Regions from separate parts of the Homo sapiens genome. Here region 1 is linked to region 2. Evidence: chromatin loops called from intact Hi-C (ENCODE). Cell type or tissue: natural killer cell. All regions are shown on one strand. Links, peaks and the distances in the headings refer to the core of each region. The heading gives the core; the rest is flanking DNA.

Region 1 (2,904 bases), core at 179-2,678, 200 kb after region 2:
TCCTGTTTCTGGCAGGGGAATCAGACCCAGGTCAGCACTGCCACTGCCTCTGGCCTCTGCGGATATCCCCAAAGGAGCCCCAGTTCTTCTAGACAGGAGGGATTATTTCCAGCCCTGGGGCACCACCCTCCTAGTCCTTGGCAAGTTTGTTTCCATAACCAAACAAACAAACAAAAAAACCAAAAACCCCTCACATTCACCTTCCCTCTCCACACCCTTGACCCCAATAACCTCACTCCTGCTTAGTCAACCTCACTTCCGTCTGCTTGCAAAAGCATTTTTTATTTTACACTGTGATTCCGCATGGCAGTATCCTCTTGTTCTCTACAAAGGTGGATCGGAAGTAACTTCCAAAATTACAAATACTAAAATAGGAAAGATGTTGAGTAAAAGCCAAGGCCAGAGAAGAGACTAAGGGGAAACTGGGTCACAAACATGCACATTACAGGTTCTCACAAAATTACTAAAGGTGAAGTGTGAATTTGGCTCTGAGTTTCCTGACAGCCAAAGGGAGAAGAGAAAGATGATCTGTTGCATGATTCACTGTTTCCCTGAGGTAAACACACCTGTTTTTCAGGGGAAAGCAATGGGATTGCTGCAATGAGTTCCAAAAGAATACTTTTCCCTAACATTATAAAGTGTGGTGACAAGAAAGCAGGGCCAGGTTCCATCCTGATTATCTCTTTACTCTTCCACTGATACCTCTTCTGGGCCACACACTGTTCCATGCCCTGTGCTAGTCTGCATTGACTGGTAGCTTCTTTGACCAAAGTTATTAACTGCAAAGTAGCCAAGAATCATCACAACCTCTGCAGTTGCTCAGAGGTCATACTTGAAGTGTGGAGTTGTCCCCGTCTGGGTAGAGCTCTACCTACGGTTGTTCTGAATTTGCAGTGCAAAGGTACGTGTGAATGCGGGAACTGAAGTCATTTGGCCTCTTCTGATGAGATACTTGCAACATATGGGCATTTTAGCAAGGGCTTCCCTCTGTCTCTCTCTCTGAGCCACCTCTGTATGATCTGGTCTCTCTATGAGAGGAACTGCCCTGTAGGGCTGGCGGGGTCTTAGGGTCGTTTTGACCTTCCGAACAGCACATAGGTGAGATACTACCTGGAAAATAGCCACCCCTCCACTGTCAATGCCCACATTCTGTCCCTGAGTCACCCTCTGCTCCCCCTTTCGGTTTAACCACTTCCTGCCTACTGTTTGTTGTCTAAACAGCACAGTCAGAATGACATATTTGAACACTTCCCCACCCTCTAATGTAATTTTCCCTTCCAAGCTTATTTCTTCTCTGAGTGTTGGAATTTTGTATTCTGAAAATCCAAGTCACATGCCAGACAGTGTTCGAACGTTCTCTCCTTGGCTGGGAAAATGATTATAATTGCTCATATGTACTGAATGCTTTCTGCATGTCAGGCATGGGGAAAAGCTGTTTGCATACTTTACCTTACTTAATCCCCCTAGCAGCCCTGGGAAGTACATGCTGTTATTATCCTCACTCTACAGACCGGGTCAGCAGAGTCCCAGATACTTGCCTGGGGTCACCGAGGGTGTTAAGGGTGGAGTTGGCATCGACCCTTAGCTCCATTTGACCAGAGTCTGTGCACGTGACCATCACCCAGGACCACCTTCCGGGGTACCTAGGGGACATGGGCACTCCCCCTGAGTTTCTATTTCCACTTGGCCAGCCTATTGGTCTCTGTTGGTCATTACTGGCTCGAATGCTTCACAGCAATGGTTTTTTCCGCCTTCTGGGGGATGACAGTATCAGCGTGGCAAGGCGAGTGTGTTGGATGTTCTGCTTGTAACTAAACAGATACTGGTTCTCCCACGCCCACTGGTCCCTGTGCATGGCTGGGGGCTATCTCCAGGTGTCACCCAGCCCGGCTGTCTGGCTGGCCAATGGTGTTGGTTGGCCAGTGCCTTTCTCTCTTTCCCCTATCCCTAAGGCCCTCCCAGGTGCCTTCTCCTCCAGGATGGCTGCTTTCTTTGAAGGCAGACGTATTTCTGACACAGAGCTCCCTGCGTTGACTGTCTTCCTCACCTCTGCCCCCAGGCAAGGCCAAGAGCATCCTAGAAAAGCCCCTGCCCTTTTCTCCAGGGCCTGAGTGGGCCTCTCTAGCTCCAATACCCCCAGTCCACCCGCTCAGACCTGGCCTCAGGTGCATGCCCTTGGCCTCCGTCCTGGCTCTTCCTGTGGTCATCCCTTTGGATAAGATGGTTCGCCTGTCCCATTACATCCCTAGCCTGCCTTCACCAGACACGCTGCCTTCACCCACAGCCGGGGAGGCTCCCGGAAGCTTCAGCCAGTTAGAGCCTGCCCTGCCGTCTGCCTGAAAGTGGGTTAGTCACTCTGTCCCAACACAAAGCTTCCCTTTCCTCTGGGCAACATGTTCAACCCAGCCAGCAGCCAGCAGCCACATCTACCTCATCTAGTCTCCACAAGGACACTCGCAGAGGCAATGACTCCAGAATTCTGCATGGAACAGAGTGGGCAGGGAGCTGCCTCGCCACCCAGTTTGGGCTGAGCCCTGAACAATACTTCCTGCAGAGACCCTGCCTGTGGGACCCTTGGCCACTGGAAGCTGAATGTCCTTTACTTTTATATATATTTTAAAATAATTCCAACTTTTATTTTAGATTCAGGGGGTGCATGTGCAGATTACGAGGGTTTGTTTTTCTAGTTTTAGTTTTTTGAGACAGGGTCTCTCTCTGTCGCCCAGGCTGGAGTGTAGTGGTACAATCATAGCTCAAAGAAGCTTCGACCTCCTGGGCGCCCATCCTCCCATCTCAGCCTCCAGAGCAGCTGGGACGACAGGCCTACGTGTCCTTTATTGATGGGAAGGCCTAAGTGGGCAATGGGCCTTCCATAGTCTCTTGGCAGAGAGCCTTGGTGTGGCC
Region 2 (2,904 bases), core at 149-2,648:
GTTCAAGCGATCCTCCTGTCTCAGCCTCCCAAGTAGCTGGGATTACAGGCGCCCGCCACCATGCCCGGCTAATTTTTGTACTTTTAGTAGAGATGGGGTTTAGTAGAGACGGGGCCAACATGTTGGCCAGGGTGGTCTCAAAACTCCTGACCTCAGGTGATCCACCCACCTTGGCCTCCCAAAGTGCTGGGATTACAAGCATGAGGCATCGCATGCCGCCCGATTCAGAAGCTTTAAAGTGTGGTCCAAGATTCTGCATTTCCATCAAGCTTCCAAGTGATGCGGAAAGTGCTGGACAGCAGGGAGGCTGCTGGCCTGCAGACTGCACCAGACTGCACTTGGAGTAGCAGGTCTAATGCCTGATACAGTCCTGTAACGTCCCTCCCACCTTTCACTGTCACTCATGGGGAGGGCAGTGCTGGAGATGGGTGGAACTTAACAACTAGTGGCCAGGGCCATGTACCAGTGTCAGCTTTGTGCCACTCTCTCACCAAACTGCTCCAACTGCTGGGGCACTAACCTTGTTCCTTAGAACTAGTTCCCCACTCAGCAGTTCCAGAAGTACAAAGTGGGTTCTGTAGTTCTGTGAATTCCCTGCACAACTTTTCACTGTCTTCCCCACTCCCACCATCTTGCAGGTTCACAGTTTAGAGCCTGGGTTTGAAACCCCAGTCTGCCACTCTTTTATGCGCGGCCTTGGGCATGACTCTGAGCCCGTTTCCTCCGGATGATGTGAACAGTGATTAGATACCGTGGACGAATCACTCATTTTGTCCATTGTTTGAACTTTTCCTCTTCTACCTGTTCCTCTAAATTAGCCTTGAAGCTAAAAGGTGCTTTTTGTCCCTTCTTAGGAATCTTTGTAGTTAATACCACTGTATACAGTCAGACCACAATTTTGTTTCATGAAAAAGGCTGGAAGTAAACATAATGAAAGGTTAAAGATGCTTGGGGATGCTAAGAATCATTTTCTACCTATCTTTTCCCTTTTCCCCCCACGTTTTCTATAATTAACAATATTAACTTGATAGGTTTGAAAACAGTCAAAGTAAAATAAACGGCATGAAATCAAGCTTCCACCCGCTCCGCTGAGAGTAGGAGAAGAGAAAGAGAAACGCGCCGACCGCGCCTGGCTGGGGCTGGTCACGCGGCAGCCGCCCCCACGCCTCCGCCAGATGACGTAAGTCACGTTCTCCACTCGCCCGCGCCGCCGCTTCCGGGGGGCTCGGCTGCTTTGCTTCCACCAGGCGGCGCCGCAGGACGCTCAGTTGCCAATGCCTCCTGCGCAGCCGCCCTGGCGCACGGGACACGTCACCACCTTCGCGTCTTTTCTGGAGAGCGCGGGAATGAGAGCGCCGGAGGGTGGTGACGTCACCGGGGTTCCCTGCGTGGCTCGCAGGGGCGGGGCCAGGTACGTGGCGCGCTGCGGCCCGCCCGGGGATCGGGAGGGGAAGGAGAACAGAGAGGGGGAGGGGAAGGAGGGGGAGGGGAAACCAGCGGGACGGGGAGGGGCGAGGTGGGTGGTGCCGATGCCTAGTCTAGCCAGGGCTGACCGGGCCGCGCCCGCCTCGTGACCACTGTGGGGCTGCGCTGCGGGAAAGGTGCTGACGAGGCGGGCGCGCGAGCTCGGCGGGGAGGGGTGCGGCCGGTCGGCGGCTGGCCGGTCCCCGACTTCCCGGCACCCTGGGCGACCGCTCCCTCGTGCGAGCGGGACCACGCCTGGACCGGGGCCCGCAGGTTTTACAGGGCAGCGGGGGGGATTTGGGGCACGTGGGGTCGGGCCGCACCCCGACCTCGAGACGGCGCGGCGCTGCGAGCAAAGAGCCGTCGCGCCCGGAGCCAGGCCCCGCCCTACCTGGGATCCCGTCGCCCTCCCGTCCCCGGGCCTACACCCGCCCCACCTGGGATCCAGTAGCCCTCCCGCCCCCGGGCCTACACCCGCCCCGGTCAGCTCCGGCCAGGTCGGGGAGGAGGAGGGCACGCGCCGGGAGGACCGCGACTGGCCGCCTGGAGCCCGTGGCTCAGGCTTTCCCAGCCGCTGTTTTCCCCTTTGTACATCGGGATCCGCTTCGCACACTTAGTTTCTGCCTAGCACATGCTGGGTGTTGTGTCCAGATACACTAATTCTTTTTCCCCTTCTTCCCCGCCAGTCACTAGAGCCGGTCTGGAAGGGCACTAACGCCTGGGTAGTCCTTCAAACAAAAAGCGTTGTGTGTCTTGCTTACTGGCCGTTAATAGAAGTTTCCCCTTGAGAGTGGCTTTGGTTAGGAAAAAGGTGGCAAAGGGCCCATCCCTGAACTGATTAGTTGAGCCTGGGACCTGATCAGAATTGAGGGGAGGAGTGTTACCAGAATTTTCTCTGTGCCCCGCACTTGCATAAGTGCTTATGGCTAGGAGCCCTGTGTAGGGCACACATTACCTTGGGGCGCCCTTCGCTTCTTTCTCCTCTTGCTGCCCCTTCCCGGAATCTCTCACCTCATGACGTGACTATGGTCAAGTCATCGTTTCTGGGATGGCCTGACCCCTGGGGACACGCCAGCCTCCAGGAGCTTATATGAGGCTGGTTTACCAGAGTAGACAGTGTAAGGCCCTGTCCTGGAAGGAGGAACATGAATATGTCCTGAAGTGCTTGTGTCATGTGTCAGGGGTTGTGCTAGGCTTTTCACATGAGTGATCTCATTTGATTCCCACAGCGGTCCTGTGAGCTAGGGGGAATCATCATCCCTCTATGTAGTTGAGGAAACTGGTTCCGCCGGTTTAAGCAACTTACCTCACATTTCACAGTAGGGAGGTGATGGTTGTAGGGCTTTGGCAAGAAAGTGTCAGTACCTGGTCAGGCCCCTAGGGTGTGAGACGCTCAGGGCCATCCTGGAGGGTATGGGTGAAAGCATGTAACACCGTGGG

What was found. A loop is a pair of places that touch in the nucleus more often than their neighbours do. Peaks named below come from ENCODE experiments on the same cell type or tissue, not always from the same donor. Only the 100,000 strongest peaks of a DNase experiment are listed, where the experiment ranks them.
Region 1: it touches region 2 in a loop (2.8-fold over the local background); 9 of 110 quality-filtered maps call a loop at or near these places.

Annotation. Positions count from the first base shown.
Region 1 is chr2:69,945,034-69,947,937 of GRCh38, reverse strand. It overlaps a transcript of ASPRV1 not described here. Among named protein-coding and RNA genes, the nearest start is that of ASPRV1, 15 kb to the left of the region's middle. RefSeq lists an enhancer at 256-1,455. In natural killer cell, for the core only: no CTCF peak of the experiment used is centred there; DNase peaks (open chromatin) are centred at 217 and 1,167; H3K27ac peaks cover 2,353 bases.
Region 2 is chr2:70,141,176-70,144,079 of GRCh38, reverse strand. No RefSeq gene overlaps it. Among named protein-coding and RNA genes, the nearest start is that of LINC01816, 17 kb to the right of the region's middle. RefSeq lists silencers at 452-501, 1,432-2,141, 2,629-2,904 and enhancers at 832-971, 982-1,341, 2,562-2,904. In natural killer cell, for the core only: a CTCF peak has its summit at 1,235 (motif pointing right); DNase peaks (open chromatin) are centred at 709, 1,299, 2,289 and 2,309; H3K4me3 peaks cover 1,809 bases; H3K27ac peaks cover 2,500 bases.